Regions from separate parts of the Homo sapiens genome. Here region 2 is linked to region 1. The links are chromatin loops, found by intact Hi-C in ENCODE. Cell type or tissue: thyroid gland. All regions are shown on one strand. Each heading gives the region's core, and the rest is flanking DNA. Links, peaks and the distances in the headings are about the cores only.

Evidence for each region. A loop is a pair of places that touch in the nucleus more often than their neighbours do. Peaks named below come from ENCODE experiments on the same cell type or tissue, not always from the same donor. Only the 100,000 strongest peaks of a DNase experiment are listed, where the experiment ranks them.
Region 2: a loop joins it to region 1, with 2.2 times the contacts of the local background. A loop is called at or near these places in 2 of 110 quality-filtered maps.

The regions. Positions count from the first base shown.
Region 1 is chr17:28,244,000-28,259,183 of GRCh38, forward strand. It overlaps LOC105371712 (a long non-coding RNA gene), which reads right to left and starts at 6,826. Exons shown (of 2, transcript XR_934641.2): 1 at 6,579-6,826; 2 at 2,455-4,819. It also overlaps the pseudogene PPY2P. RefSeq lists a silencer at 7,376-7,425. In thyroid gland, for the core only: a CTCF peak has its summit at 7,828 (motif pointing left); DNase peaks (open chromatin) are centred at 4,252, 6,550, 7,312 and 7,832; H3K4me3 peaks cover 831 bases; H3K27ac peaks cover 862 bases.
Region 2 is chr17:28,010,527-28,025,710 of GRCh38, forward strand. It overlaps LOC124900393 (small nucleolar RNA SNORA70), which reads right to left and starts at 11,938; the gene lies at 11,804-11,938. It also overlaps the pseudogene LOC124900402. In thyroid gland, for the core only: no CTCF peak of the experiment used is centred there; DNase peaks (open chromatin) are centred at 7,525 and 8,305; H3K27ac peaks cover 1,786 bases.

The DNA.
Region 1 (15,184 bases), core at 3,811-11,810:
CTCAGGTAGTTCTTTTTGTTTTTCGTTTTGAGATGGAGGCCCAGGCTGGGGTGCAGTGGCACGCTGTCAGCTCACTGCAACCTTTGCCTCCCAGGTTCAAGCAATTCTCCTGCTTCAGCCACCCCAGTAGCTGGGACTACAGGTCCGAGCCACCACATCTGGCTAATTGTTGTATTTTTAGTAGAGATGGGGTTTCACCATGTTGGCCAGGCTGGTCTCAAACTCCTGACCTCAGGTGATCTGCCCACCTCAGCCTCCCAAAGTGCTGGGATTACAGGTGTGAGCCACCGCGCCCAGCCTCAGGCAGTTTTCTATAGCAGTATGAAAAACGGACTAATACACATGGACATGCAGTATAGAAAGCACATCCACTACCACTTCCTCCTAGATTGTCAACACATCTCTGAGAGGACCCAGAAGAGGAATCTGTTGTTTGCAAAGAAGAAAATGAAAGGTGCAGTTTGGCTGACATTTGTGGAGTACCTGTTATTTCTTAGACACTTAGGTTTATCTCTGCGACAGAACAGAACTATAAGTGGCCCAGGCATCTGAGTCAATCCCTAGACCCACGTCTGTCAGGTGGGGCTGGGTCCCGACACGAATAGCAGCCAGAACAGGTCCCTCCAGGCCATGGTCCTGTGGAAGCTTCAACCCTTTTAACTAGGGTTGGAGCCTGGTGCCCCATGATGGTGAGCTGCAGCCTCTACCCACCAAACCCAAGGCCAGCCTGAGACCAGCCACCAGTTCACACCTTGTTTTGCAAGTGGAAAACCTCAGTCCAGAGAAAGACCCAGGTTTGCTGAGACAGAACAACTTTCATATTTGCCTTGTGGAATGTAAGTTGTCTGGTGAAGCATTATTGCTCTTCTTGTTACCAGAAATCAAAATTGAGAGGATCGGCCGGGCACAGTGGCTCATGTCTGTAATCCCAGCACTTTGGGAGGCCGAGGCCGGCAGATCACTTGAGGTCAGGAGTTTGAGACCAGCCTGGCCAACATGGTGAAACCCCATCTCTACCAAAAATATAAAAAATTAGTCGGGTGTGGTGGCACGTGCCTGTAATCCCAGCTACTCAGGAGGCTGATTGGGAGAATTGCTCCAACCCAGGAGGCGGAGGTTGCAGTGAGCCAAGATCGTGCCACTGCACTCCAGCCTGGGTGAGAGTGAGACTTCATCTCAAAAAAAGAAAAGAAAAAAATTGAGAGGATCAAGGCAGAACACTGATGTTCGCTGAGCCTTCCTTTATTCTCCTTACCTTGAGATGGATGTGATGAGCTCATTTTACAGAGAGGAAAAGTGAAACTCAGGGAGGCTAAAGAAATTACTTTCCCAGGCTCATGCAACCAGCCAATGGCGGAGCCAGGATTTGGACCCAGGTCTATCTGACTCTAAGCTCACCCTGCCAGATCCATGGAGTTTCACCTCTGGCCCCCTCTTCCCCAACAGTACCCCCACCAACTTCTTGGTGTCCTGATCTGGGACAGCAGAACGTCAGCACTGAGAAGTCCTTTTCTCCCTACTTGGGTGTCACCGTGTCATTCAGACACAGTTACCACTCCTTGGCCTGAGCAGGGGAGGGAGACTTGGGGTTGGGAAGAGACACTGGGCAGGGGAAACCTGGGGGCTTCTGGTGGGGATGGGTTAGTGGGGTTGAGAATCTAAGCCAGAATTGGAGACCTAGGTAGCTATGAGATCTTGAACAAGCCTCTTTACCTCTGTGAGCCTCAGGTTTCTCAGCAAAAAATTGGGAAATTATACCAATACTTTGACAGTCCCACTTAGAAAAAAAAACAATCCAGGTTTGGAGTTAGACTTTGGAGTTAGATTTTGTTCCAAACCCCGGATCTCCCACTGACTAGCTGTGTGGTCTGGAGTCAGTTACTTGACATTTCTGTGCAGATTTTGGAACCTGAATCTGTAAAGTGGGTTGTTGTGGGGATTTAGTGAGGTGACTGAGCTGGGAGCACTTTGGAAAAGGTGAGGCTTTACAAATGATGCTGGTTTTTAGCACTCCGCTGGAATGGGGGCTCTAGGATGGCTACCAGAAACTGGTACCCCCTCAACCTTTCCCCTGAACCTAGGCACATTAGTTCTCATTCTGCATCCTATGCACCCACCAAACGGCTTTCTCCAAACCTGGCACCCCACTTCTTTCCACCTTGCCTGAGGACCTGAAGCCTCTTCCCTGTTCCCACCTTGTTCTAGTTCCAAACTGCAAAGGATGGCCTGAGTTTCCATTCTTCATCCTGGAGGCTCCAGCTGCAGCCTCAATCTTCTGCCCCGAGAGAATCCATTTGATTTGGTTTGATCCTTGGGAGATGGGAGGGCCAGCTCCAAGGCCTGTGACCAAAACCTTTCAGTCACCCTGAAGTCCCATAACCCCATCTTTCTTGAACCAAGCCTGCTCTGGTGCCCAAAAGGAAGGGGTCTCAGCAATGGGGGCCCACAGGAGACTTTTGCTGTGATCCAGTTTTATTGACTATGCTGCTAGTCTGGCACCCCCAGCACTCCCGTCCCCCTCCCATCTCTGGCCCAGTAGTGGCGTTGCGAGTACCAGGGAGACAGTGGGAGGAGGGAGTAAGGGCTGCGGAGTGGGAGAGGCTGACAGGAGACGGGGACTCTAGGGGACTGAGGACTGAAAAAGCGGCCCAGCTGAGGGCAGGGACACGTCCTTGCTTGGTCCAGTGACCGTTTACTCTGGACTCTGGGTAAGTGGGCTCAGCCTGCTTGGGGATCTGGAGAACTCCCCCAGGCTGGGGTCTGGGATGGAGGGAAGGAGTTCGTGCTTTGCAGGGCCAGGGGCCTTCAAAGCCCTAAGGTCCTGCTTGGGTATTGCTCTGCATCTGGACACACCTGTCACACTAGGAGAGCCATCAGATGACTGCAAGTGTGTGTGCACACTCGTGTGCATGGCTGTGAACTGGAATGTGTCCCTGTGTGAGTGGCTGTGCCGGTCTGTGCAGGATGTCTTCTCCAGAACCCATATCTGTCTCTACTGTTGGGTGGAGGGCCAGACCCACAAGACCATGGATTTCTGTCCTTTGCTTCCCCAGTTCATTCCATGTCCCACACCCTGTGGGTGACCTGGTGTGCCCTTATTTCCCACTAGCTACTGCTGCCTCAGAGCCATGAGGACCTGGATGTCATGAGACATGTGTCTCCAGGACTCATGTCTCCATTTTCTCTGCTACACTTCTCTAACTTGCGAGGCCCTGGCTGCTGGGCTGCTCACAGGACAGGCTGTCCGTGCCTCCAGCACACTGTCTAGGAGGTGGAGTGGTCAGCTCGGAGTGGCCCTTTTCTCTGCCCTCTCGTCCCCAGGCTTGGAGAAATGGATGATGGGCTAAACGGCTGGGTAGATGGGCCCTGCTTCCGGGGCATAGGAAAATCTTCAGCATGGGCTCTTCCACCTCCACCTCCACCTCCCCTCTGCTAGCTCCTCAGATGGCTGCCGCATGCCGCTGCCTCTCCCTCCTGCTCCTGTCCACCTGTGTGGCTCTGTTGCTGTAGCCACTGCTGGGTGCCCGGGGAGCCCCGTTGGAGCCATTGTACCCAGGGGACAATACCACACCGGAGCAGATGGCCCAGTACACAGCTGAGCTCCGTAGATACATCAACATGCTGACCAAGCCTAGGCATGTGCCATGGACAAGGAGAGAGATCCCAGCCCCTGGGACCCTGGGCCCACTCCACATTCCTGGCCACACCCTATCCCCAGCCCAAGCCCCATCTCCAGCCCCAGTCCCAGCCCCTTCCAGGCCACTCTTGGGGAAACAGAGCATCTGTGCTGACCAGGCCTGGGCCCATGTGCCCTGGGCAAGAGGGTGCCTACAGGCGGATATGAAACCGGTGGGCTGGCACCTGGGCACAGTGCTTCCAGGTATGGAGAAAGAGACAAAGAGGACACGCTGGCCTTCTCAGAGTGGGGTCTTCCCATGCTGCTGCCCCCAGGTGAGTTCGACTCCCTACCCTGTCTGTCCAGCTCCCTGGGGGTGAAATGGGGATGGTGGGACTGAATCAGGGTTTGAAAAGGTGTGGTGGGGGGTGGAAGAGGGAGAACAGGAGCCCAGGGCTGGCCTGAGGCCTCCTGACGCACGAGGCCTGCCCCCCACACTGCCATGTTCCACTCTGTCCTCACAGAGAGCTCAGCCCGCTGGACTTGTAACACTACCTCCCGCCCCCTACCACTCCACGGGCAGTGCCAGCCCAGCTCTCCCCTCCACACTGTTGGCTCTGGCCGAAGCTCACTCCCTGTTCCTGCACAGGCTCAATAAAGCAAGTCAAAGCACAGCTTATCTCTGTGTCTCTGTGGACCCCTGGTGGGGGGCAGCAGGAAGAGCCAAATGCATGGAAAGGGGAGGGCAGGGCGGACGCAACAGGGAAAGCAGGCTGTGCTTGTAAATCATCCAGAACGTCCATGAGGTCATCAGTCACTCAGCTCATCCTCTCCACAGAGGGACAAGTTGTGGCCAGAGGAAGGCAGGGACTCCTCTGTGGTCATTCGGCAATCGGTGAAGTGGCAGTCTTGAGCTTGAATCTTCCCAGTTCAGCACCTGTAGACCCTCCCAACCCAGCCCCATGACAACCCTGCCCCAAGTGCACCAGTGCGTTCCTGTGGCTGAGGCAGCAGGAGCACCAAAAGGTATACTAAAGCATCCTTGGCATGGGGGCAGGGGCATCAGCCCAGCATGGAGGCACAATTCTGGTGCTATGGCAGTCATGGCTGCATCCAGGGGCCTGAGCTGCCGTCCAGAAATTTGGAGAGAATGGGCTGTCCGGAGAGGTAGTGAAATCCTGGGCGCAGGAGGTATTCAAGCTGCTGTGGAAAGGGAGGAGGCTAGATTAGCTGAGAGTTCCAGCCACTGCCATGAATCCAATCTGTGGATTCCACACTCCAGCTCTGGGAGGGCAAAGACCTGGATCCTGCCCCAAGGAGGACTGCCCGGAGTCCCAGTGCACCTGTCTCTTCCTGGCCCTTCTCAGTCATCCTGAATAGGTGGGGACAGAGCGCGCATGTGTGCGTATGTGTAAAGGGGAGAAGTGAGGAAACTAGAATGTGTCTGGTTCCTAGAATGGCTTCTCCTGCCTCCCCCACATGCTTGGCCTGAAGGGATGGGGTTATGGGTTTGGAGGATGAGGGGTCCACTTTCCTGAGCTCAGCACCTTGCACAGACCCCATGGAAGTGACTCCACAATTGTGTTTCCCCTCAAGTCCTGACTCAATCTGGTGTGTGCAAATGACCTGGAAGTAGAACCAGGTCCTAAAAGGCAAAGAGCTTTAAGAGGGTGCAGCTGCTTGGCTCAGATTGATTTTTTGTTTTTGGAGACAGGTGTTGCTCTGTCACCCAGGCTGGAGTGCAGTGGCATGAGCACAGCTCACCGTAGCCTTGACCTCCTGGACTCAAGCGATCCTCCTGCCTCAGCCTCTGAAGTAGCTGAAACTACAGGCACATGCCACCATGTCCAGCTAATTTTTTTATTTTTGTACAGACAGGGTCTTGGTATGTTGCCCAGCCTGGTCTCAAACTCCTGAGCTCAAATAATCTGCTCACCTCAGCCTCCCAAAGTGCTCCGGATTACAGGTGTGAGCCACCATGCCCAACCTCAGGTTGATTCTTAAATCCAAGGGGTGTCTGGATAGAGAGATGGCTTCAGCAAGAGAACAGTTTGAGTCTGAATAAGGGAGCCTGAAGTCCCAGCATTTTATCTGGCAGCTTAAGGGGATGGGGTGAGAATGGGGAGAGGTGTGGATACTTCCTAGAGCCAGGAGTTCGCAACCTGGAGACATACCTGGGTCTGAGAGTAGGATCAGGGCAAGGGGCTCTGCCCCCACCAAGCCTCTCTCATGGCCAAGGGAGCCCCCAGAAGAGAGAGAGCCACCCTCACGCCCAGCTTCTCAGGGACAGGCCCTGGCCAGGTCCACCCCTTCCCCCGCTCTGCTCACCCTAGAAGAGCTTAGAAGTTCAGGAGGCAAAGGCGGCCCCCTATACTCTGCACGGTAAGGGGCAAAGGCACCTCTTTTTGTTGCTGTGCCAACTCTGACAGCCCAAGCTGGGCTGTTTGGTAGAAACTTGGGTGAGGTGGGACTGGGGGTGTGTCTAGCTGAAGCTCTCCTTTGAGGTTCCCACTTCTCTCACCTCTGCCCTCCCTCTGCGTTGGAGTCTCCCCTACGCTAGTGGTGGTGTGTGGGGTGAGGTGGGGGAAGGTTGCTGGGGGAGTGAGGGGAGGACCCTTCCACCCAGCAGCTGAGGTTTTTTCTCCCACAGCAGGAACTCCAGGGTTCCCCCTCCCCATCGAAGGACTGGTCCCTCCCCGGCCCACAGAAGTCACTGAATCAACAGAGATTTGTCTTTGTTGTTTTCGCTGAGGGGGATGAGGAAGGGTTGAGGCCCCTCTCAATATAAAAGGGTTGGTGGAGGGCCAGGCGTCTGGAGGCCAAGCCCCAGCCTGGAGAAGGAAGCCCCAGGGCGCCAGTATCTCCCCGCACGCCCACCCCCGAGGGCTTCCTCTCGCTCCCACCCAAGCTGCCCCCAGTCCCGAGGCCCTTAGTTCGGTGCCGACCGTACAGGCTGTCCTACCTGGGGCCCCAGGAGGTTGGTGGTCGGGGTTCCGAGGTGTTCAGCCACTGGGGTTTCGTGGTGGTCCATGGAGGGGGTTTCGTGGCTTTCGGTGGGGAGGTGTTCGTGGCGTTTGCAATTTTCTTGTGGTTTTTAGATTTCTTTGTGCTGAGAACACGTCTTTGCAGCGGTCATGAGGCTGCTCCCAGAGCCCAGCTTGGGCCGCGATGCGCGTGGGGGTGCCCGGCGGCGTCCGTGTCCCCCCGCACCCTCCGTCGTCCTCCCTCCCAACCTCGCGCCCTCCGCCGGATCACCTGCTGTTGAAGAGCCTCCCCACGTACTTCTTTTTTTTTTTTTTTTTTGAGACGGAGTCTCGCTCTGTCGCCCAGGCCGGACTGCGGACTGCAGTGGCGCAATCTCGGCTCACTGCAAGCTCCGCTTCCCGGGTTCACGCCATTCTCCTGCCTCAGCCTCCCGAGTAGCTGGGACTACAGGCGCCCGCCACCGCGCCCGGCTAATTTTTTGTATTTTTAGTAGAGACAGGGTTTCACCTTGTTAGCCAGGATGGTCTCGATCTCCTGACCTCATGATCCACCCGCCTCGGCCTCCTAAAGTGCTGGGATTACAGGCGTGAGCCACCGCGCCCGGCCCCCACGTACTTCTTGATCGAGCCTAAATTCAGCCAGCTGGCGGCCCTGGACTGCTGCGGCACCTGCAGCCCCTCGCCCAGGGCGCCCTCCGGCGGCAGCAGCACCCACACGAGGCCGGCCACGACCAGAGCGCATGAGCAGCGCAGAGCCCGCGTCTGGAGGGGGCAGGGCGGACAGAGCCGCGGGCGGTCACGTGACCCCACGGCTGGGGTCGGCGCGATCCCTGACGGTAGCTTGCGGGTGTTCCGCGCCGTGGGCAGCCTGGCGTGCAGGGGCGCTCAGCCGAGGGACGTGGCTATTTCTGGGACACACACCAGTGCACGGACGCCCTAAGGGACATCCTGGTGCCCAGGGGAATGGTGCACACCTGGACATGCCCGGTGATGCACGCAGAAAGCATCGAGGTAAAAATGAACGGGGAGACACCTCTAAGGTGTACGCACGAGGACGGCATAAAACCATTGGTCAGCTCCCTAATCTCACCGACCTCTCTCCCGCAAATTCCTTATCGCCCTCCTTTCTCCCTGCCCTTCCCTCAAAGTGTCAGTCAGGTTGTCCTCAGCCCAGAAGACTCTTCCTCCAGACATCCTCATGGCCGGCTCTGTCGCCCCCTGGAGGCATTAGCTCAAAATCCACCTTTTAAATGGGTCTTATCCTGACACCCCTGTTTAAAATTGCAACCCGGCAGCGTGCGGTAGATGACGCCTGTAATCCCAGCACTTTGGGAGGCCAAGGCGGGCGGATCACTTGAGCCCATGAGTTCGAGACCAGTGTGGGCAAAAGACAGAGAGCCCTGTCTCAACAATTTAAAAAATAAATTTAAAAAAATTGCAACTCAACCCTTCATCTTGCTTTTTCTTGCTCTATTTTTGCACTTTCTTTTTTCTTCTTCTTCTTTTTTTTTTTTTTTAGACAAGGTCTTGCTTTGTTGCCCAGGCTGCAGTATAGTGTAGGGATCATGGCTCACGGCAGCCTCAAACTCCTGGGCTCAGGCCATCCTCTTGCTTCAGCCTCCCAAGTAGCTAGGTCTACAGGTGCACACAACCATGCCCAGCTAAATTTTAATTTTTTGTAGAAATGGAGTCTTGCTAGGTGGCCCAGGCTGGTCTCAAACTCCTGGCCTCAAGCGATCTTCCTGCCTTGCCTCCCAAAGTGCTGGGATTACAGGTATGAGCTGCCACACCTGGCCTGCACTTTCTAACTTATATATTCTATATTTATTATATTTATGTCCGATCCCTTCCCAGCGGCATCTCCTCCCTCAGTGTAGGCGTCATTAATTGCAGCTGGGCTCTTTGCTTATTTTGTCTATTGATGGATCACAAGCACCTAGAACAGTGCCTGGCACTTAGCAGATACTCAATAATACATATTAAATGAATGACTAACAGTTACACACAGGAACGCCAGCCTGATGATTCACACACCCAATGCACAGAGAATTTTGTGCCTGCAACACACCATGATTCACAGACTACGATGCCCATAAACATGATGCACACCCCCAGAGCTCCTAAGCCCCTCAACCCTCTTTTAACCGGGAACTCCACTCATCCCCACCATCCCAAGCAGGGATAAGAAGCCTTAGTAGCTGTCCTGACCATCAGAATGGCAGACGAGGCTGCCCTGGCCTAACCCCTTCATGCCCTTAGTGAGCCTGAGGAGGGCCCTTGGTGTCAGCCCCCATCCCCAGGCTCCTAGAGAATACAGCTGATAGGGGGCCCAAACATTACCATGGTGCTGGGCAGGTGCAGAGGAGCACAGCAAAGCGTCTCTGGCCAGGACCTGAGTCCCTTTATATTCCTAAGGATCCATGCCCCCTTTCCCGCTAAAGTTCCACTTCCAGCGCAGCCTTCTTTTCCTCCCCCTGTGTCATGACCTGAAAGTCCGGAACAGAGAGAAGGTGGGGGTGGAAGCACATGGGCTACCAGCTGTTCTGACCAGGGCACAGTCCCTGCCAGGGGCCCAGAGGTGTGGGTGGCAGAGGCAGGGAGGCCTGGGGAATAGGGTAATGTTTTGCTCCAAGTATACAGATCCAAGGAGAAACTGGCTCTGGGGTTGAGAGGGGGCTGTGCTTTTCCCAGGGGCTACTGTCAGGGAGTTATGCTGAGACCAGATGCCCCTCCCCATCTGGCTAGATCCAAGGTGCCTCCTTTCCTTACAGGGCTGCTGTGGGGTCCCAGCACCCCTTATTCCCCTTCCCTAGGCCTGCTGCCATGGGGAAGGGGTGGGGTTATGGTTTCTGGTTTCAGGATTGCAGGCCCCACTGCACAGCTTGGAGATTTTCTCAGCCTGCCTGGCCATTTTGGAGCCCCTGAGGCATGACCTGCTAAGCCTTCTGGAGGGTGGTGGGTCTTGACTGCTTGGATGATGAACTTAGGCCTTGGCTGCCTCAGGCCACAGAGCCTCAGCTGTGTGGCCTGTCAGGTCGCCTCTACCCGTTCAATATTGCCACCTTTCTGGGGCAAGGTTGTGAAATGTGCGCCGATTCTTCGTGCCCACCCCAACCCCAGAAGGGGCACACTAGGAAGAGCAAGGGCTTCTGGGTAGGAATCCTAAATTCACTACCTCCTGGCTGTGTGACCTTGATTAAGGGACATCATCTCCCCTGAGCCTCCACATCCTCATCTGTGAAATGGAGCTGGTTAGGACTGTTGTGAAGATGGATTTGGATTATGTAGCTCAGCCTTTGGACAGCTCCTGGCACATGCTAGATGATTAACAGGCGTGAGCCCCTCCATTCATGAAAGAAACGCTTTCTCCCATCTCCACTTCTGAAAGTGTCTCATCTTCTGGCCTCTTCTCCTTATTAAAACCCGCTCCTGGCCAGGCATGGTGGCTCATGCCTGTAATGCCAGCACTTTGGGAGGCTGAGGTAGGAGGATTACTAGAACCCAGGAGTTTGAAACTAGCCTAAGCAACATAGAGAGACCTTGTCTCTACAAAAAATTTTTTAAAAGCTAGGTGTGGCCGGGCATGGTGGCTCACGCCTATAATCCCAGCACTTTGGGAGGCCGAGGTGGGCAGATCACCTGAGGTCAGGAGTTCGAGACCAGCCTGACCAACATGGAGAAACCCAGTCTTTATTAAAAATACAAAATTAGATGGGCGTGGTGGTGCATGCCTCTAATCCCAGCTACTCGGGAGGCTGAGGCAGGAAAATCTCTTGAACTCGGGAGGCAGAGGTTGCGGTGAGCCAAGATCGTGCCATTGCACTCCAGCTTGGGCAACAAGAGCAAAACTCCATCTCAAAAAAAAAAGCTATGTGTGGGTGGCACATGCCTGTAGTCCCAGGTACTGGGGAGGCTGAGGTAGGAGGATTGCTTGAGACTGGGAAATTGAGGCTGCAGTGAACCAGGATTGCGCCACTGCACTTCCAGCCTGGGTGACAGAGCAAGACTCTGTCTCAAAACAACAACAAAAACAAACAAACAAGAAAACCCTGCTTTTGGTGGGGGTGTGAGAAACTCAATGTCAATGTCACTGAAGTTTATGGGATGGCTCAGTAGCCAAGTGAGACCAAGACTGCATTTCTATGGAGCCAATAATCTCTAGAAAAAGAAATGAGATTACCATGAAAAAATTCCATAGTACAGGGTGGGAGGAGATATCTAGGGACCAGTGTACCCTAAATACCAGTAAACAGGCTATTCCTTATTCCCATTAGTCACAGCCCAGTGCTGAACATCCCCCCGCCCCTACAAGAGCTCAAACGATGTGTCCTTTTGCAGTCTCAGCTGTCCTAACAAACCCAGGCTCTTTTGCAGGCACTGAGGGCTCTCAGCCCCTCACTCTTCTGGACTCCCTTACTAATTCCGGGAACTGTGGAGGGTTATGGGGAGGGAGGAAAGGTGGAAGAAAGGAAAGGAGGACGCTCAGAGGCTGCCTGCCAACCTCTGAGGGCAGGAGGCAGTGGTGGCAGCGCTGTGATGGGCAGGACGAGGGAATGCGGCTTGAGGACACAGCTCCAGGTGGGTATCCCTGTCAATCACCCCTTAAACTCTGACTGAAAGCTGCCATTTAAATGGACCTTCCAAATTCACTGTGGAGTATGTGCCCAGGTTCCCAGAGAGCAGCAGGACAGGGGCTCCAAGTTGGTGTGTGACCATTTGGACCGGCCCATTTCCAGGGCCCCTGAGATAAGCCCCGTGGGCTTCCTGTGAGGCATGATGGTTCTCAAATATCATTCTCTGCTACCCACTGTGGAACAGACCCAGTAATAGTGATCTTGAGTCTCCTGGCTGACTTGCCCCAGACTGACCATCCAACCCACTCTGGGACCACCGCTACTCCTCTCTGCTGGGGGTGGCCCAAACCTGGCCTCCCAGGGGCTCACTCCTTCCTACCTGCCCTCCAGTGCATCTGGGGTGCTGGTGACATCCCGAGAGAGACAGAGAGAGAGGCCATTAGCTAGGCTGCAGACCGTGGAGAGCAGCTGGCCTAGGAGGGGCCTGGCTGCCCTGTACAGCATCACTGCATTTTTTTTTTAAAGTCCCATAGAAGCCCTTTCCCCTTGGTGAGGGAGTCTCATGGTGTCCTGTGTTCTGCCCTCTAGACTGCATGCTTCCTGAGGGCAGCTGGGGTCTTGTTCAGCTCTGAACTTTCAGCATCTGGCACAGTGCCCAGCTCACCGTGGGCCTCCTTGGATGCTTAGGGGGTGGGTGGAGGTGGGAGGGAGGCAGGAGGAAGGGAGGGAGGAGCAGAAGGGAAGGAGGGACTCATGGATCAATGGATGTGACCCACAAAGGGACAAAGGGACAGATGAATGAGCGAACAAATACATGGCCTGGCTCACCTCCTCGGGCCTGGAAGCAGCTGCCACCCATGCTCACGTGTCCATGTGCTTAGCTTCACATGTGGATGTGGAAGAGGCAGAGGGAGGAAACCGAGGGACCCCCCATCTCATCTGTGGGCTCCTCCAAAACGGGCTTGTGTCTCCTCCTCTCTTGGATCTTCCTTGCTCCTCTGCTCCCCCAAACCTGAGGCTGGGCCACACCTGGCCTTCAACTGCCCCTTATTACCTCCCAGGACTCTTCTCATCTGGGACTTGCTAGGGCAGGAAGGGCAGTGTGGCCTGGGCACAGGGGCCAGGGAAGAGGAAAAGGTGGCCTCTCCCAGCCTCCTCCTCCCCCCAGCGTTCTTCTCCCAGCCCTCCTCCTCCCTGGCCCTCCTCCCCACCTCTCCTGAGCGGGCCCATCCTGCCCTCTAGGCTACAGTTCCAGCGCTCACGACGGAGCTGGAACTCAGGATGGAACTCAGGATGGGACTGAAACTGGAGCAGGCCCAGGTGTGCAGCGTCCCGCAGGGTCTCAGCCAGGTAGGGGTCCCTCCAGCAGAGCTGCTTCTGCCGCTGGGAAAACTTCAGCATCAGCAGGTCACACTGCTTCAGGTTGGCCCCACCCCGTGTTGGGGCCACCGCAGCGCCCAATCCTGGGAATGGCGTCAAGACCTCCCACCCCGTCAGGCTGGAGAGGGCAAGAAGAGGGAGATGGGTGAGCCTTGGGGATGGTGGCGTGGGGCAGATGAAGGGAAGGGGGCCTTCTCGGGGGCTTCATTTACTGCCCTTCTGGGTGGCAGGCTGACCCCATGGGGGTCCCATCCCCATTTTACAGATTAGGAAACCAAAGTTCCTGGAACAAGGTTTGCTGCAGGACCTTAAACCCAAGTTTTCCAGATTCCGATCTCTGCTCTTCTTATCCACCCTGTTTCCCAAACTTGCCCAGTTAGAAAAATCATCTGGAGTGCTTATTAAAAATACACTTTCCCAGGATCCATGCTGGGCAATTCGGAGTCTACTGGTCTGGAATTGAGCCTGGAAATATGTATATTTACCACATTCCCCGGCTAGCTTTTGTGATCCAAGAAGTTTGGGAAATAGCGCACATAGTATTTGTCGCTGCCTGGCCAGGAGAGCCACATTCCTAAGAGGAGGCCGGCAGAGGGGATGTGCACATTGAGCGGACACCCAGCCAAGGTCCCCTGACATCCCTCTCTCCCTTACATAATGTTGCTGCCCAGGTAATCCCATACCAATCTAACATGTTTCCATACTTCCCAGATAGACCTTCAACCATCTGACCACTTGGTGCCTGCTACAAATAGATGCCTGGGGAGGGAAGGGGAGGAAAAGAAAGGAGGGAAGGGGAGGAAAGGAAAGAAGGGAAGGGAGGAAGGACTGATGGATGGTTGGATGAAGGTGAAGGAGCTGAATTCCCATCAGGCCATCAATCCCAGACTTCTTGTTCTCCTAGATCCAAAGTTCATCGATTCTGGAGCCAAGCTGCCAAATTCTAAGACTGACTTTATAGCTGTGCGGTTTCCTTGGTTTTTCTCTTCTGGAAATTGGGGAGAGTGATCTTCTCTACCTCCTAGGGTTGCTGGGAGGATTATATGAAATGGACTAACCACATGCAGGCCTACCTTCCTGCTAACTGGAGTTTCCGAAATTTCTCTCGTTTTGCAATATGCTTTACTCTCCAACTAAGCAGAGTCTCCCCTTTGTCCAGATATGGAAATGATGGTTTAATGAGGAGGCTGCAACTGGCTTGGTCATTCAACATATTGGCAGCAGGGTGGAAATTGGAATTAGAGCTTGCCTTCCTTCTTCCCAGAAACTGTGAGATAGCTCTGCTGCTTCAAAATGTTTGCTGTCCTATACCCTGGTGGCCCCCAGTGTGGGTGGAATATACATCATTCCAGGACTCCCCCCCACCGAAAGAAGTAACCCCATTCTGGGGCATCCTGACCTCATAGCCATGGTAAAAGAGCAAAAGTGGGTTGGGTGTGGTGGATCACGCCTGTAATCCCAGCACTTTGGGTGGCCAAGGCAGGTGAATTTCTTGAGTCCAGAAGTTTGAGACCATCCTGGGTGACATAATGAAACCCCATCTCTACTAAAAATACAAAAATTAGCAGTGCATGATGGCACAAGCCTGTAGTCCCAGCTACTTGGGAGGCTGAGATGGGAGGATAGCTTGAGCCTGAGAGGCAGAGGCTGCAGTGAGCTGAGATCGCGTCACTGCACTCCAGCCTGAGCAACAAAGTGAGACCCTGTATCCAAAAAAAAAAGAGCAAAGCAAAGGTGGAAGCAGGGGATAGCTCTTAGAGCTCCTGCTTGGATGTGGCACTTGCCACTGTTGCTCAGGTGCCACTGGCCAAGGCAAGTCCTGTGGTCAAGCCAGGAGTGGTTAGAGAGGCCCACATCCCTCTGAGCCAAGGGCACAGCTCTCCTGTTTGAAGCCACCTGCCTTAGCCAGGATGTCTGGCTGGATGCCACACCCTCTCTGTATGCCCCAGAAGTCAGAAGCCTCACCAGAGGTTATGCAGCCTGGCCAGGCCCCAGGTACCCTCAGAAATCACCCGTAGATTCCAGTCCCATCATGGAGCATATCTCCGAAACCCCCAAGCAGAGGTAGGTGCTATTGGGCTCCCCCTGGCCCAGCCTGGAGTTGGGCTCCTCTCCCAGACACGGTGAGGGTAGTAACCTGTTAATCATTAATCTGGGGGCAAATCGGTTCATTTCCAGTCCACCAGTTCTACACCCAAACCCCTCCCTGCAGCCTGGCAGGAAACCCTCAGAGCTTGACCCTTGGCAGGTCCAGAGCAGAACAGGATGTCAAGCCCAGCTGAGGAGGCCACGCCTTGACTGGTTTCCAGTGTGGAGGGCAGCTTGGGGGCTGCAGAGCTACCTCGCCTTCAAACGCCCTCCTCCTCACCCTTCTGCTCACACAGTTCCCGTGTTTCAGAAACTAGACCTCCCTGGTAGCAGCTGATTGACTGACAGAGGGGAGAACAAGCAGGGAGTGATGGAAATTTTGGCCAATGAGGCTGCATATCCTTCAAGACCTGCCTCAAATGCCATTTTAATAGCTATTATTGTCATTATAGCTACATTCATATCATATGACATATGATATATAACACATTATTATTATTTTACTTAAGTTCTGGGATACATGTGCAGAACATGCAGGTTTG
Region 2 (15,184 bases), core at 3,951-11,950, 230 kb before region 1:
GGGCATGAAGTTGCTGATTCCAGAATGAATGTGGGAGGTTCCAGAGAATCCTCCACATCTGTGAACCAATGCCTCTCTAAAGTTGTCTTAGAGGCACAGGCTGGTGCTAGGACAGCTGCATTAGAATCATCTGGTGGGCATGTGAAGAACGCAAAGAGCTGGATTCCATTCCCAAAGAGTATAATCCAGTAGCTGATATGTTTTGGATGTTTGTCCCCTCCTAGTCTCATGTTGAAACGTGATTCCCAATGTTCACAGGGCCTAGTGGGAGGTGATTGGATCATGGAGGCAGATCCCTCATAAATGAAGTATCATCCCCTTGGTGATAAGTGAGTTCTCGCTGAGTTCATGTGAGAGCTGGTTGTTTAAAAGAGTGTGACACCTCTTCCCTCTCTCTTTCTTGCTCCTGCTTTCGCCATGCGATGCACCTGCTTCCCCTTTTTCTTCCATCATAATTGGAAGTTTCCTGAGGCCCTCACCAGAAGCAGATTCTGGCAGTGTGCTTCCTGTAAAGCCTGCAGAACCATGAATCAATGAAACCTCTTTTCTTTATAAATTATCCAGCCTCAGATACTCCTTTATAGCTATACAAATGGACTAACACAGCAGGAGTGTAATCAAGCCCAGGAACATGAACATTAAAAAATGTCTAAGTGATTCTGATGCATAGATAGATTTAGGAACCACCACTGCCCTTGGCAACATTTATAATCCTCAGGGTTCCTCCTTCTCCCTTTAGTTGTAACATAATCCCCAGGGATTCAGAGCCAAGACATAGTTCTGAAGGAGGAGCTATAGTTACCATAGAAGTGATCACACATGCGCCATTGCACTCCAGCCTGGGCAACAAGAGTGAAACTCTGTCTCAAAGCAAAAAAAAAAAGTGATCACACAGACTCAGACTGGTTAGAACAGAGTGATTGTCAATCAGAAGCAGTGGTGGCATGTGTCAGTACCAAGGACACTTTCTCAACCTCAGTGCACTCACCTCAGTGGAGAACAACTGCATTAGGAGTGTTTGGTTATCCTAGAAATGAGCTTATTGGGGCATAAGAGATAACTGTTTGCTCAGGGATCAATGTTAATCACTTCTGCATTATTACAGAGAAGCCACTGCTTTCTTCATCATATGGCACATCTTCCAGGAGGACTATCTACAGGAATGTCTCATGTGTTTTGCCCATTACAACTAAAGGGAGTTTGCACTTGGGGGTTCTCGTTAGACTTTTCTGGTTAGACATCTGATGCTTCCTTCTTTGGGTTTTGAGTGGTCTGGGACATGTCAATAGCTTCCTGCACACCAAAGGAGGTCCGAGATCAAATGGCCTTGGGTATAAAAGTACATCCATGTGCTGTGTGGGTGGTGGGAACTATGGTGAACTGCCCAAGAGAGATGCTACTTCTCAGTTTCAGTCTATCCCTGCCATGCAGAAATGCAGGATCAGTATTACCAGAGCTTCCGATATGAGAGATAGAGAAGGAGACAAGGAGAGGGAGGTGGAGAGAGAGAGAGAGGCATAGACAGAGAAGAGAGAGCAGATACTGGGATTTCTAAATATTGGCTCAGATGAAAGTTAAAAAAATATGTGGGCCACACAAAATATTTCTGTAGGCCACATCTGGCTATGTCTGCCAAAGAAATAAGTTCCATTTTGGAAGCTGCAATTCCAAAGCACCATGCTTAGTCACCATGCTATGTTGATTTGGCCACCTCTCAGGGTGAACCTCTTAGTGTGGTCTTTGCTTTTAGGGAGAGAAACTGAGGGAGAAAGGTGGGACAGAACCATTTCTTACTGTCACCAACAGGCTCTGGTAGATTGCTCTAAAGCAACTTACTGACACACTGACAGATTTAAATTTCCACTGCTGAAAACCACTCATATCTTACTGTTGTCCAAACCCAAAGAATCAAATGGCCAACTCAATGCTGTTAGAATTTTAATAGTAATACTGGTTCCTCTTCCTCTTATCTTCCAAATCTCCCATGGAAAAATGATCATCTCCATTGACAAGCACCGCCATCTGCAATTGGAGTAATCTGAAGCTGGCATTGTACTCTGCTTATCTCATCAACCCAGATTCCAAGGAGTTGAGGGATTTGATCATTTATGAAGGGGATTCGACCTGCATTTCTACCCTCTACCACCACAAAGTAAATTGTGAAATCATTCACCCTTTTCTTCACTTCTAAATCCCTGTAGTGTCCATCTTTCCTGTTGCAAAGAAGTAGTAGAGGGGCAGAATCAGTCTGCAAGTGACAAATATTCTTTTTGCCTTGCAGCTCCTACTTCCACCAGTTCTCTTCTTTCCCACTCTCTGGTGGGTGAGAACTCTGGTGGGTAAATGTCTTTCCTGAGAAAGAAAGCCTCAACTAAGTGGGTGGTTCTGAAACAAAAATAGTGGCAAAGACTTGGCTGATGGAGAAGTATCCAAGGCAGTTTTGTGGGATCTTCCTGTCCCTTCAAAAGCAACTGGGCTCTGGATTCATATGTTAAAGGGACAGTTACCTTGGTAAGCATCTCTGTGTGTCAGATTCCTGCCCAGAGCCAGTAGCCCCTTTGAAGTATATGATAGTTATCACAAGGATGGAAATGGAGAAAGGTTTTCAGAATCACAGCAGAGATAATCTAAAATATTCATGCTTGTCCACTCCACCCACCCCAATCCTCTGGTCTGTCAGAATTAGCTTGGGGTAGGATTTTAATCATATAAAGTTCAGAAAATCTCCGTAGATGATTTTACTTCACTTGATTTAGTCCTAATTGAAAGCTACTGAACAGAGAATTATCCAGCCATTTGAGTTACTTTGGGAGTATTGTGGCTACATGGAGTCTATAAATGAGGTGCCCATTAAAAAACACACACACACACACACACCCCATGGGCCTTAAATAAGATGTGGATGGGATTAGACATATGCTTAGTCACCTGAAGGAGACGGGGCAGCTCCTAGGCATAACTGAAGATATTACCAAACCTAAAGAATGTGCCAAATTGAATGGATGGATAGTGCAGAGGAAAGAGAAGGTTGGTCAGTCAAGAGAACATAGACGAAGGGAAGCCACTGAAGCAAGGACTGGTAGTGCCCATCCCTGAGGGAGCCTCAGCAATTAGACCTTAAGTATCATGAACCATTGGCAAAACCATCACTATCACAAGAAGGATGAGTCAGGCCACCCGAGGCTGATGTCAGTAGGCATCAATCAACCTAATATCCCTGGTGCTAATTCCTTGCTTCTTCAAACAACCTTCTGGCCCCCTCTCTTAAAGGAAGAGAAAACACTCGTCTATATTTCTGGTCCCCAAGAAAGCAGTCTTTCATGGTGAATAGCTTTTGATTAATCATGATTTGGCATCCCATAAAGCTTGATTCCAAGTCCCTGCTTGATATGGCCTAAGCTTACTCTTCAACCTCATCTTAAACCACTAATGGTGAAATGATAGAATCTTCTTAAAAGGACTTTTTGTTTGTTTTGTTTTGTTTTGTATTTGTTTTTGTTTTTGTTTTTGAGAGGGAATCTCACTCTGTCTCCCAGGCTGGAGTGCAGTGGAGTAATCTTGGCTCATTGCAACCTCTGCCCCCTAAGCTCAACGGTTCCTCCTACCTCAGTCTCCAAAGTAGCTGGGACCACAGATGCACGCCACCATGCCCAGCTAAGTTTTTATATTTTTGGTAGAGACAAGGTTTCACCATGTTGCCCGGGCTGGTCTCAAACTTCCGAGCTCAAGCAATCCACCCACCTTGGCCTTCCAAAGGTTACAGGTGTGAGCCACCACCCCAGACCTTCAAGGGCTTTTTTTTTTTAAGGTGAAATTCTCATACATAAAATTAACCATTTTAAAGCGAACAATTTAGTGACATGTATCACATTCACAATGTGGGGCAACCACCACCTCTATCTTCCAAAACATTGTCATCACCCCAAAAGGAAATCCCTTAGCCATTAAGCAGTTGCTCCCTATTCTCTCCTGCCCCCAGCCTCTAGCAAACATCAATCTTCATTCTATCTCTTTGGATTTTCCTATTGTGAATATTTCATGTAAATGGAATCATGCAATAGATGACCTTTTGTGTCTGGCTCCTTTCATTTAGCACAATGTTTTCAAGGGTCATCCACATTGTAGTGTTTATCCGTACTTCATTTCTTTTCATGGCTGAATAACATTCCATTGTATGGATATGCCATAATTTGTTTATACATTCATCCATTGATGGATATTTGGGCTGTTTCCACCTTTCAGCCATTGTAAATAGTGTTGTTGTGAACATGGATGTACATGTCTTTGAGTAGCAGACAAATACAGTCCTCATTTATACACTTCTTGGAATTGCTGGGTCATATGATAATTCTGTATTTAACATTTTAAGGAACCAACAAACTGTTTTCCACCATGGCTGAACCATTTTACATTCCCACCAGCGATATAAGAGGGTTCCAATTACTTCACATCCTGATCAACACTTACTATTATCTATCTTTTCTTAATTATAGCCCTCTTAGTAGGTGTCATGCCCTAATAACTAATGATGCTTAGTATTTTTATGTGCTTGTTGGCCATTTGTACATTCTCTTTGGAGAAATGTCTATTCAAGTTTTTTCCCATTTAAAAAAAATAATTATTTATTCTTAGAGCCTGGATCTTGCAATATTACCTGGTCTACACTTGAACTCCTAGGCTGAAGCAATTCTTCTCCTGAGTAGCTGGGGCTACAAGCACATGCGACCCTGCCCTGCACTTTTTGCCAACTTTAAAGTTGGGTTGTTTGTCTTTTTATTGTTGAGTTGTAAGAGTTCTTTATAGTCCAGATAGTAGACCCTTACCAAATATATAATTTACAAATATTTTTGACCATTCTGTAAGTTGTCATTTTACTTTCTAAAACTATCCTTTGAGGCACAAAATTTATTTGTTTATTGCTCATACTTTTGGTGTTCTATGTAAGAATTCATTGCCAAATCCGAGATCATGAAGATTTATCTTTGTTTTCTTCTAAGAGTTCTGTGGTTTTAACTCTTGTATTTATGTCATTAATGCATTTTAAGGTAATTTTTGCTTATGGTATGAAGTAGGTATCCAACTTAATTTTTTTGTATGTGGTTATCCAATTGTCCCAGCACCATTTGTTGAAGAGATTATTCTTTCTATATTGCATGGACTTGGTGTCCTTGTCAAAAATCAGCACCATAAACGTGTGAGTTTATTTCTGGACTTTCAATTCTCTTCTATATCTCTATCCTTATGCCAGTACCATACAGTTTTAATTAGTGTACCTTTGTAGTAAGTTTTGAAATTGGGAAGTATAACTCTTCCAACATTGTTCTTTTCCTTCAATATCATTTTGACTATTTGAGGTCCTTTGCAATTACATTTTAATCTGAGGATTGGCTTTTCCATTTCTGCAAAAAAGTCTTTAAAATTATGATAGGGATTGCATTGAGTATGTAAATCACTTCGGGCTTTACTGCCATCTAAATAATATTAAGTCTCCAACCTATGAACAAGGAATGTCTTTCCGTTTCTATAGGTCTTCCTTAAATTTTTTCAGCAATGCTTTTATAGTTTTCAGTGTACAAGTCTTTCATCACCTTGGTTAAACTTATTCCTGGGCATTATATATCTGGGGAGAATGCTAAAAAGGATCATTCTTACTGGTGTGCAGAGAAGAGTCCTCACAGGAGAAAGGTTAAAAGCAGCAAGATGCATTGTATATTCCTGGTGAGAGATGATGATGCCTTGGGCAATAGGGTAGTCTCAGGAATGGCAAGAAGAGGTTGAATTCAGGATAACTTTGGAAGGTACAGCCAAAAGACAAGATTGACTGAGATATGGGAAAATTCTGAGTCAAGGATCACTTCAAGGTTTTTGACCTAAGTAATTGGTGAATGATGGTGTCATTTACTGAGATGGAGAACACTGGACAAGGCACAAGGGAAAAAAGAACTTAATTTGGACAAATCGAGTTTGAATTGTCTGTTAGAGATGGTTATTGTTTACCACAATTTATAATTGCATATCCATTTGTTTATTTGTTTATTGTTATTATTTATAGTTTCAATGGCTAGAAATGTTTACTTTATTAACTGTTGTGTCCCTCAGTAGACAGCAAACTCCATGAGGGTAAGAACCAAATCTGTCTATTAACTGTTGTATCCTCATGCCTAACACAATGCCTGGCACATAGTAAGTTATCACTAAATATTTTTTAACAAATCAAAATGCAAGGCCAGCCAGACATAGTGGGTGTGTCTGTAGTCCCAGCTACTCAGGAGGCTGAGATGGGAGGATCATCTGAGCCTGGGAGGTCAAGGCTGCCAAGATTATGCCACTGCAGTCCAGCCTGGGCAACAGAGTGAGAACCTGAAAAAAAAAAAAAAGCCAGGCCAGGTCCAGGTGGTTTTTCCTATATTCCTGATTTATAATATTACCTTCAGGTGTACATCCTTGTTCTTTACTTACTACTGCATTTCCAGTACTTTTTATTTTTGTAAGAAGTGAGGTTCCTTTATTCAAAATTTGACAAATCATGAAATGCCTCTCACCCCATCTCCTTACTCCTTACACTTTACCTTTCCATCCATGTAATCTCTGGCACAATGTCATGACTTAACAAATGCCAAGAAATGTAAGAAGAAAAGACCTAGTACTTCTCAATAACAATAGCTAATATGTATTGAGTGCCAATTATGTGTCAGGCACGGTGTAAAATGCTCTGTATCATCTCATCCAATGTTTCTAACAAATGTATCAGCACAAAGCCTGAAGCGTTGTTGCATCTTTTCAGTTTTAGGGTCATATTCTTTGGAATATGAGTTTGTCCGTGTAGCCAAAGGGAACAGTTGAGATGGGTACATTAATTTACCTAAGTGAGTATATATAAATGTCATTTTTTAAAAAGATGCTGGCTACGCCAGCATAAATAAAGCCTTGGAGAATCTTGCAACTGGGCAAATGAGTAAATTTAAGGTATTCATTTCAAAAAAAATCCATCAGGCACAGCCTGGGCAACATGGCGAAAACTGCCTCTACAAAAAATACAAAAATTAACCAGGTGTGGTGGTGCCCACCTGTGGTCCCAGCTATTCGAGAGGCTGAGGTGGGAGAATCAGCTGAGCCCAGAAAGCCAAGGCTGCAGTGAGCTCTGATTAATCACGCCACTGCACTCCAGCCTGGACAACACAGTGAGACTGTCTTAAGAAAAAAAAAATCTAAGCATGGTGGCTCACACCTACAATCCCAGCACTTTGGAAGTCGATATGAGAGAATCGCTTGAGCCCAGGAGTTGGAGGCTGCAGCGAGCTATGATTGCACCACTGCACTCCAGCCTGGGCAACAGAGTAAAACCCTGCCTCAAAAAAAAAAAAAAATCCCAAATTGAGAGACATTCTACAACATACCAGTACCACTTAAAATCTTTAAGGTCATCAAGGACAGGAAAAGTCTGGGAGTGTCACAGATCAGAGGAGGCTAAAGTGACATAACAACTAAATGTAATGTGATATCCTGCCTGGGATCCTGGAACCAAAAAGGGACACTTTTAAAAACAGTGAAATTGGATAGAGTGTGGAGTTTAGTTAATATTAATATACCAGGGTGCATTGGCTCGTGCCTGTAGTACCAGCTACTTGAGAGGTTGAGGCAGGAGAATCGCTTGAGTCCAGGAGTTTGAAGCCATCCTGGGCAACATAGCAAGACCCTGTTTCTGAAAAAAAAAGAAAAGAAAAGAAAAAAAATATATATATATATATATAACAATGTACCAATGTTGGTTCTTTAGTTGTGACAAAAGTACCTCAGTAATGTAAGATGTTAGCAATAGGGGAAACTTTGTAAGCGGTATATGGGAACTCCATACTGTCTTTACAACGTTTTTGTTAATCTAAAACCATTCTAAAATAAAAAGCTTATGAGTAAAAAAGGGTACAGAGATTGGGGTCAGAGCAGAGATGACACATTTCAGATCTGTCATCCCATGCAGTGCCCCCAGTCGGACTTATCTATGTGGCCTCCCTCCAAGTCTATTCATCCTTTAAAGAGGCATATCCAAGATGTTGCCCTCTGCACAGTGCTGCGTATCCAGGTCTCCATAACAGCTCTGGGGAACTTCACTGCTTCAGCGTCATCCCAAGGAGAAACCTTTGGGAGGGAAGCAGACATGGGTGTGATTTCAGACACAAACACTTGAAACCTGGAGTGGAAGTTCAGTCTCTTAGAATTTTTTATTGGCAAGGACCTTAGGTGTTTGTCTCATTTTTGTAGATCAGGACACTGGGAGGCTCCCTTTTCTCCTTAGCCATGGCTGGAGGCCAAGTCCAGCCCTCAAGGATCATTGTCAGGACCAACACAAGCTGGACAGCCTTGTTTTCCTACCTCAGATGGGAAAAAGAAAAGAAACTTGGACCCAGTAAAAATGAGTAATTTATTTAAAGGCCAGTTAGGGCCAGTCATGGTGACTCAAACCTGTAATCCCAGCACTTCGGGAAGCTGAGGTAAGAGGACTGCTTGAGCCCAGAAGTTCAAAACCAGCCTGGGCAACATAGTGAGACCCTGTCTCTACAAAAAATAAAAAATTAGCCAGGTGTGGTGGTACATGCCTGTACTCCTAGCTGCTCAGGAGGCTGAGGCTGGAGGATCGCTTGGAGCCCAAAAGGCCAAGGCTATAGTAAGCCATGGTCATACCACTGCACTCCAGCCTGGGCAGCAGAGTGAGAACCTGTCTCAAAATAAAATAAAACAGGCCAGTTAGTAGCTTCAGACATATTTCTCAACAATGTTAGTTTTTTTCAATGTTAATGAAATATCCTCCCCTGCCTTTTAATGGATTCTGACTCAAAACCCTAATACATAGAACAGATAGGAAGTGAGCTGTTCTGGCTAAGGAAAGAGGTGGGAGCCTCAGTTCTAGCTACATATTTACGTTTTACTACCTTCCAATAGGTTAGTGAAAGGATTCCATAGGGTTCCGAAGAGTTCTATAGGATTTCTATGGAACCCTTGGAAGCAGAGTTTAAAATCTGTATCACTTTAAGGCTGCATATTATTCCAGTATGGGGTTATTCTGTAATTTACATAACCAGTCCCCTATTGCTGGCCACTTTATTCAGTCAAACTTTCAATTTTATGAACATTCATCTCTGCACTTATTTCTATTTTATCATGATATGGAATTTTTGGGTCAAAGGTATTTTAATGCTTTTAAGACATATTAACAAATCACTCTCCAAAATGGCTATAAGAATTTACAGTCCCAGCCGCAGTATATTCATGAGTGGCTGATTTCCCTATAAAAAAATCAACACCGGATTTTAACAGTATTTTTCATTTGGCCAATCTGATACAGAAAAAATGGAATCTAAGTATTGTTCAAATTTGCATGTCTTTGATCACTACTACGGCTAAACTTTTGGGGTGAATTTTACTGGCTATTTAAATATTTTCATTTGTGTTCTTTGCCCATTTCTTTCTATTTGGATTTTTGTTGTTGTTATTGTTTTATAAAATTTCTTCAAAAATTAAGACTAAACCTTTTTATTGTTTGTTTTTTTTGAGACAGGATCTTGCTCTGTCACCCAGGCTGGAGTGTGGTGGTGTCATCATAGCTCACTGCAGCCTTGAACTCCTGGGCTCAAGCCATCCTCCAGCCTTAGCCTCCTTATTAGCTGGTACTACAGGTATGCACCACTACGCATGGCTATTTTTTTTTTTTTTTTAGACATACAGGGTCTCACTTTATTGTCCAGGCTGGTCTCAAACTGGGGCTAGGCTCAAGCGATCCTCCCACCTTGGCCTCCCAAAGTACTGGGGTTACAAGCATGAGCCATAGTGCCCAGCAACTCCTTATCTATAAGTAAAGATTTCTGAGTGTTAAATTTGCCTTTTGTTTATCATATAATTTTTAAATATTTATTTCAAATCTAGCAGTCTTTTTCTTTACAGTTTCTGCTGTAAGCTAATGTTTTTTAAATTATATTGAGAAATGTCTTCCCTACTCCAAACATTTTCTTTTAGTGGTAATTCCTCAGTTGTGTGAGTGTTAAGACTTCTTTAGTAAAAAATACCATAGTACACTGGTTAAGAGTAAAAGCTGTAGGATACAAAGTTTCAGTTAGACAAGAGGAAGGAGTTTTTGAGATCTATTGCACAGCATGGTGACTATAGTTAATAATACTGTGTTGCATGTTTCAAAATTGCTGAGAAAGTAAATTTCAAATGTTCTCACCCCAAAAAAATGATAAGTATATAAGGTGATGGATATGTTAATTAGCTTAATTTAATCATTCCACATCGAATACATATATCAAAACATCACATTGTACTCCATAAATATATATAATTATATTTTGTCAATTAAAAATAAATTTTTAAAAAGAATAAGCTACACCCACACACAAAAGTAAGTCACAGCTATTGGATTAGTTGGTCCTAGATTTGAGTACAAGTTCCCCTGACTTATTAGTCATGAGCCCTTGATCAACTTAAATTCTTTGAACCTGTTTACACATCTGAAAATAGAAATAAAATTAATAGTACCAACCTCATAGAATTGTCATGATGCTCAGATTAGTTAATGCTTATGACATACTTGGTATCAGGTCTGGCAAATAGTAAACAATAATATGAGTTATTACTTTTTTTTTTTTTTGAGATGGAGTCTTGCTCTGTCGCCAGGCTGGAGTGCAGTGGTGCCATCTCAGCTCACTGCAACCTCTGCCTCCCAGGTTCAAGCAATTCCCCTGCCTCAGCCTCCCGAGTAGCTGAGACTACAGGCTTGTGCCACCACGCCCAGCTAATTTTTTGTGTTTTAGTACAGACAGAGTTTCACCATGTTGGCCAGGATGGTCTCAATCTCCTGACCTCATGATCTGCCTGCCTCGGCCTCCCAAAGTGCTGGGATTACAGGCGTACTGAATTCATCTTTATTTATAATGGCATATGATATGATATAGGAATTTGAGTGTTCTTTTTTACCCCAGATCTTTAACCAATTTGTCTTAGCATTTTCTGAATAACTGGTCATTTCATAATTGATTAGAAAATGTCACTGTCATGAAATATACTTATATATACTTTTTTAAAAATAGGTGGACAGGAAGTAGGATTTACTGGTGGGCATCAGGAGGGGGCAGCACAGTGGAAGCCCTCACTAGAGCAGGGCCGGACACTTGTCCAGAGGACCACGACTGGGGATGTACTTGGCCCCACAGCCATGTAGGAGGAGCCACTTCTCAGCCACCGTATCTTCAAATTCATCCACCTTGGGCCCAGCGTGGTGGCTCACACCTGTAATCCCAGCACTTTGGGAGGCCAAGACGGACGGATTCCCTGAGCTCAGAAGTTCGAGACCAGACTGGGCAATATGGTGAAAACCCGTCTCTACTAAAATACAAAAAAAATTAGCTGGGGGTGGCGGCATACACCTGTAGTCCTAGCTATTTGGGAGGCTGAGGCAGGAGAATTGCTTGAACCTGGGAGGTGGAGGTTGCAGTGAGCTGAGATTGCGCCACTGCACTCCAGCCTGGGCAACAGAGCGAGCTCCATCTCAAAAAAAAAAATTAATCCACCTTGAATTTGGTAAAGCACCACTTCTTTGAGATGCGGATCTTCTGGCAGCCAAGTAACTTGAACTTGGCCCTGCATAGGTCCTCAATCACAAGCTGCTTGTTCTGCAGCTTGGTGCGCATGGACATGATGACTTGGCCTATGTGAACCCTGGCCACAGTGCCCTGGGGCTTTCCCAAGGAATCTGTTTGGAGCCTACACTGGGGGTAGTGCAAGGTCAGAGACATGAACATACATTTGAAAGGCCTGTCTCCAAGGTCCCTTAGAGCAACCCATCCAAGAAACAGTCTGCGTACCCTGACAAGGAAGCTGCTGTTTGCAGCCATGGCACACCAGGTCCCTGTGAGGAAAGAAACTCAGTTGGCTTAATTGGCTTCTACAAACTTTTATTTGTTATGGGATTTCTACTCTATTTCATTGATTTGCCTGTTTGCTTTTGCACATTTAGCACACTATTTTACTTTGTAGCATTGTATAGCGTTGTAACATGTTTTCCTACTTAGTTGTAAAAGTACTCCCCTGATATTACTTTTTATATTTTCATGATTGTATTTATTGAAACAACTTCTGTATGGAGCACTGTCATAGCTTAGTGAAGGGAGTACTGGAATTAGAGGACACAGTCACTACTGTGAGTGGGATGTATGTGTGTTTGTGTAGTGGAGCCGTGGGGGAGAGATCTTCCATTTCACCATTCATTCTCATATCAGGCATAGTGTTTGGTTTGGAAATATAGGCTGAATAAGACATGGACTCTGCTCTCAAGAAGTCTTCAGTGTAGGGCAGAGACAAATAAAACAGTGATTTTTAGCACTGGATGATTGTAGAGGGTGATATGGGAGCACAGAGGTGGGTCATCGCAATGAGGAAGTGACAGCTGATTTGAGTTTTGAAGGATACAATTGAGGTGGCAAAGCAGAAAGGAAGTGAAGGTAGAAGGGGGCACAGGAGAAAGGTCCTCTGGGAAGGGGAACAGAATGCGTGAAGGTATATCAATTTGTAGAAAACAACAACCTGTTCGGTGTGGTTGGAGAGGATGTGGGAGGTGGGGGGATGACTGGAGTGTAAAGGTACATACACCCAAAATAACTCCAGGACATCTAAAGGGCAGCTTCACTACCGGAGTTCTAGCTGATGCCCTTTCTTCTCCCTGAAGCTTTCAGCATACTCCATTGCATGAAGATTTGGTCAGTCCAGATTACTGAGGAAGAATCCTGTGATATTTTGTGACATCTTTTGTTCATTTTTATTTAATTTCCACTCCTGTTCCTTGAACGCAGCTTCTACAAATTTACTTGCCAGACACATCTCTAGATACTAGGATATAAAGTGAACAAAATGAAGACCCTGCCCTCATAGAGTTTATAGTTTGAGTAAAGGAAGACAGAAAATTAAAAAAACAAGGATGTAAATATGTAGTTTGCTAGTTGGCAATAAAGGATGCTTTGGAGAAAAATAAATCTGCATCAGAGGGATAAATATGCAGTACTTCCTACATTATGTTGTAACTCCTCCCCACTAGACTGAGTGCTTTTTGAGGTCCTAGATTTTATTTTATCAATTCCTGTAGTTGACTAGTCCAGTGCCTAGAAAAGAGTACATGTTTAATAAAAATAGAAAAGCAATATAGGTTACACCTGGGTGAGGCTGCCTTGGCCCAATTCAGTCTCTGCCACTAATTAATCATGACCTTGGATAAAGTACTCAGTTCTGTATGCCTCAGTTTCCTTATCTTAAAAATGAAGACTGGCCGGGTGCGGCGGCTCACACCTGTAATCTCAGCACTTTGGGAGGCCGAGGCAGGCGGATCACCTGAGGTCGGGAGTTCAAGACCAGCCTGACCAACATGGTGAAACCCCCATCTCTACTAAAAATACAAAATTAGCCAGGCATGGTGGCTCATGCCTGTAATCCCAGCTACTCGGGAGGCTGAGGCAGGAGAATCACTTGAACCTGGTGGGGGTGTAGGTTGCAGTGAGCTAGATTGTTCCATTGCACTCTAGCCTGGGCAACAAGAGTGAAACTCTGTCTCAAAAAAAAAAAAAAAAAAAAGACAAAGAAGGTACCATCCTCATAGGGTTGCTAAGAGAATTAAATAAGATAATATATTAAAACACTTAAAATTGTCCCTCTGCATAGGTAGCACTCAACAAATGACAACTGTTATTACTCAGTAATGGACTATAATCTGAGTGCATTCCAACAACATGGACCTTAGGGCAATGAAAATAATTTATTGTCAGTTGAAGATATTGCTAGTGCTAGAGTCTGCTTCTGAATTTACACCAGTATATCATGCAGCCCAAATGCTGTCTGAGATATTTACCCAGAACATGGCGGCATGAGCAACTGACACAGCTCCTGGCTGTCCTTTCATGTACTTCAGACCCGACTTTGCATCCCGCAGCCCGCTAGAATGGAGGCTCTCTGCCTCGTTACTAGGTTTGGGAATATGGCATTAAAAATAGGATTGTCGAGCCAGATGCAGTGGTTCACTCCTGTAATCCCAGCATTTCGGGGGCCGAGGCAGGCAGATCACCTGAGGTCAGGAGTTCAGGACCAGCCTGGCCAACATGGCAAAACCCCATCTCTACTAAAAATACAAAAATTAGCCAGGCATGGTGGTGCACACCTGTAGTCCCAGCTACTTGGGAGGCTGAGGCAGGAGAATCGCTTGAGCCTGGGAGGCAGAGGTTGCAGTGAACCGAGATCACGCCACTGTATTCCAGTCTGGGTGACAGAGTGAGACCCTGTCTCAAAAAAAAAAAAATAGAATTGTCCAGATTTATTTGGTGATAACATGTTCTGACAGTATTTAGCCTGCAGGCCATGTACATTTTCATCATCTCTTCTCAGTGAAGGGATTGCCTGGAGCGATGTCACGTGTCTAGAAATATTGCCTTCTAAATTGTCAACAAAGTAAAAGAGAGTCATTTCTTAAATTTGTCTGGGGATGCTGTAGTTTGCAAAGCACTCTCCTATCCATTATCATTCAATCTGCAAGCAAACACTCCAGAGAGGCAAGACAGGGTGATCATTTCCACTTAACGGCGATGAAAACGAGACTTATATGGTTAAGCCTCAGCCACGTTCTTCTCACTCATGATTCTGTCTCTGTGCCCTACATGAGGTTTCTCACAAATCCTGGGTTCCCTCAAACTAGTCAACATGTTGATATGGGCCCTTATCTTGGTATTTATCAATTTTTATATATTTTTCAGCATATCCAAAACTTCCCCATGTTTAGAGACACAAAATATATAACTATATATTTTTTTTTAGGTTAGGTGAAGCTGACCTCAATCCACTGGAGCAGCATGAATCTTCTGCACCCAGTACCTAACAGCTCTCTGTCATGGAGGCCAACAACCCCTGGTTGTAGGATGGAGGCTAGAATTCTGAAGTGACTCCAAACAAGTCCATAGTTTCCCTGAGTAATAATGATGATAGTTGATCTGTTACCATGGCACAAATCAAGGCATACTGGAAAATATACTCTGCTATATACTCAGGTCAGTAGCTTTTAAAAAATTGGTGATGTGTAGCATATTGAAATAAGTTTGCTAACTTATTATACCATGTAAGGATAGTAAATCATCATCATCATCATCATCATCAAATAACA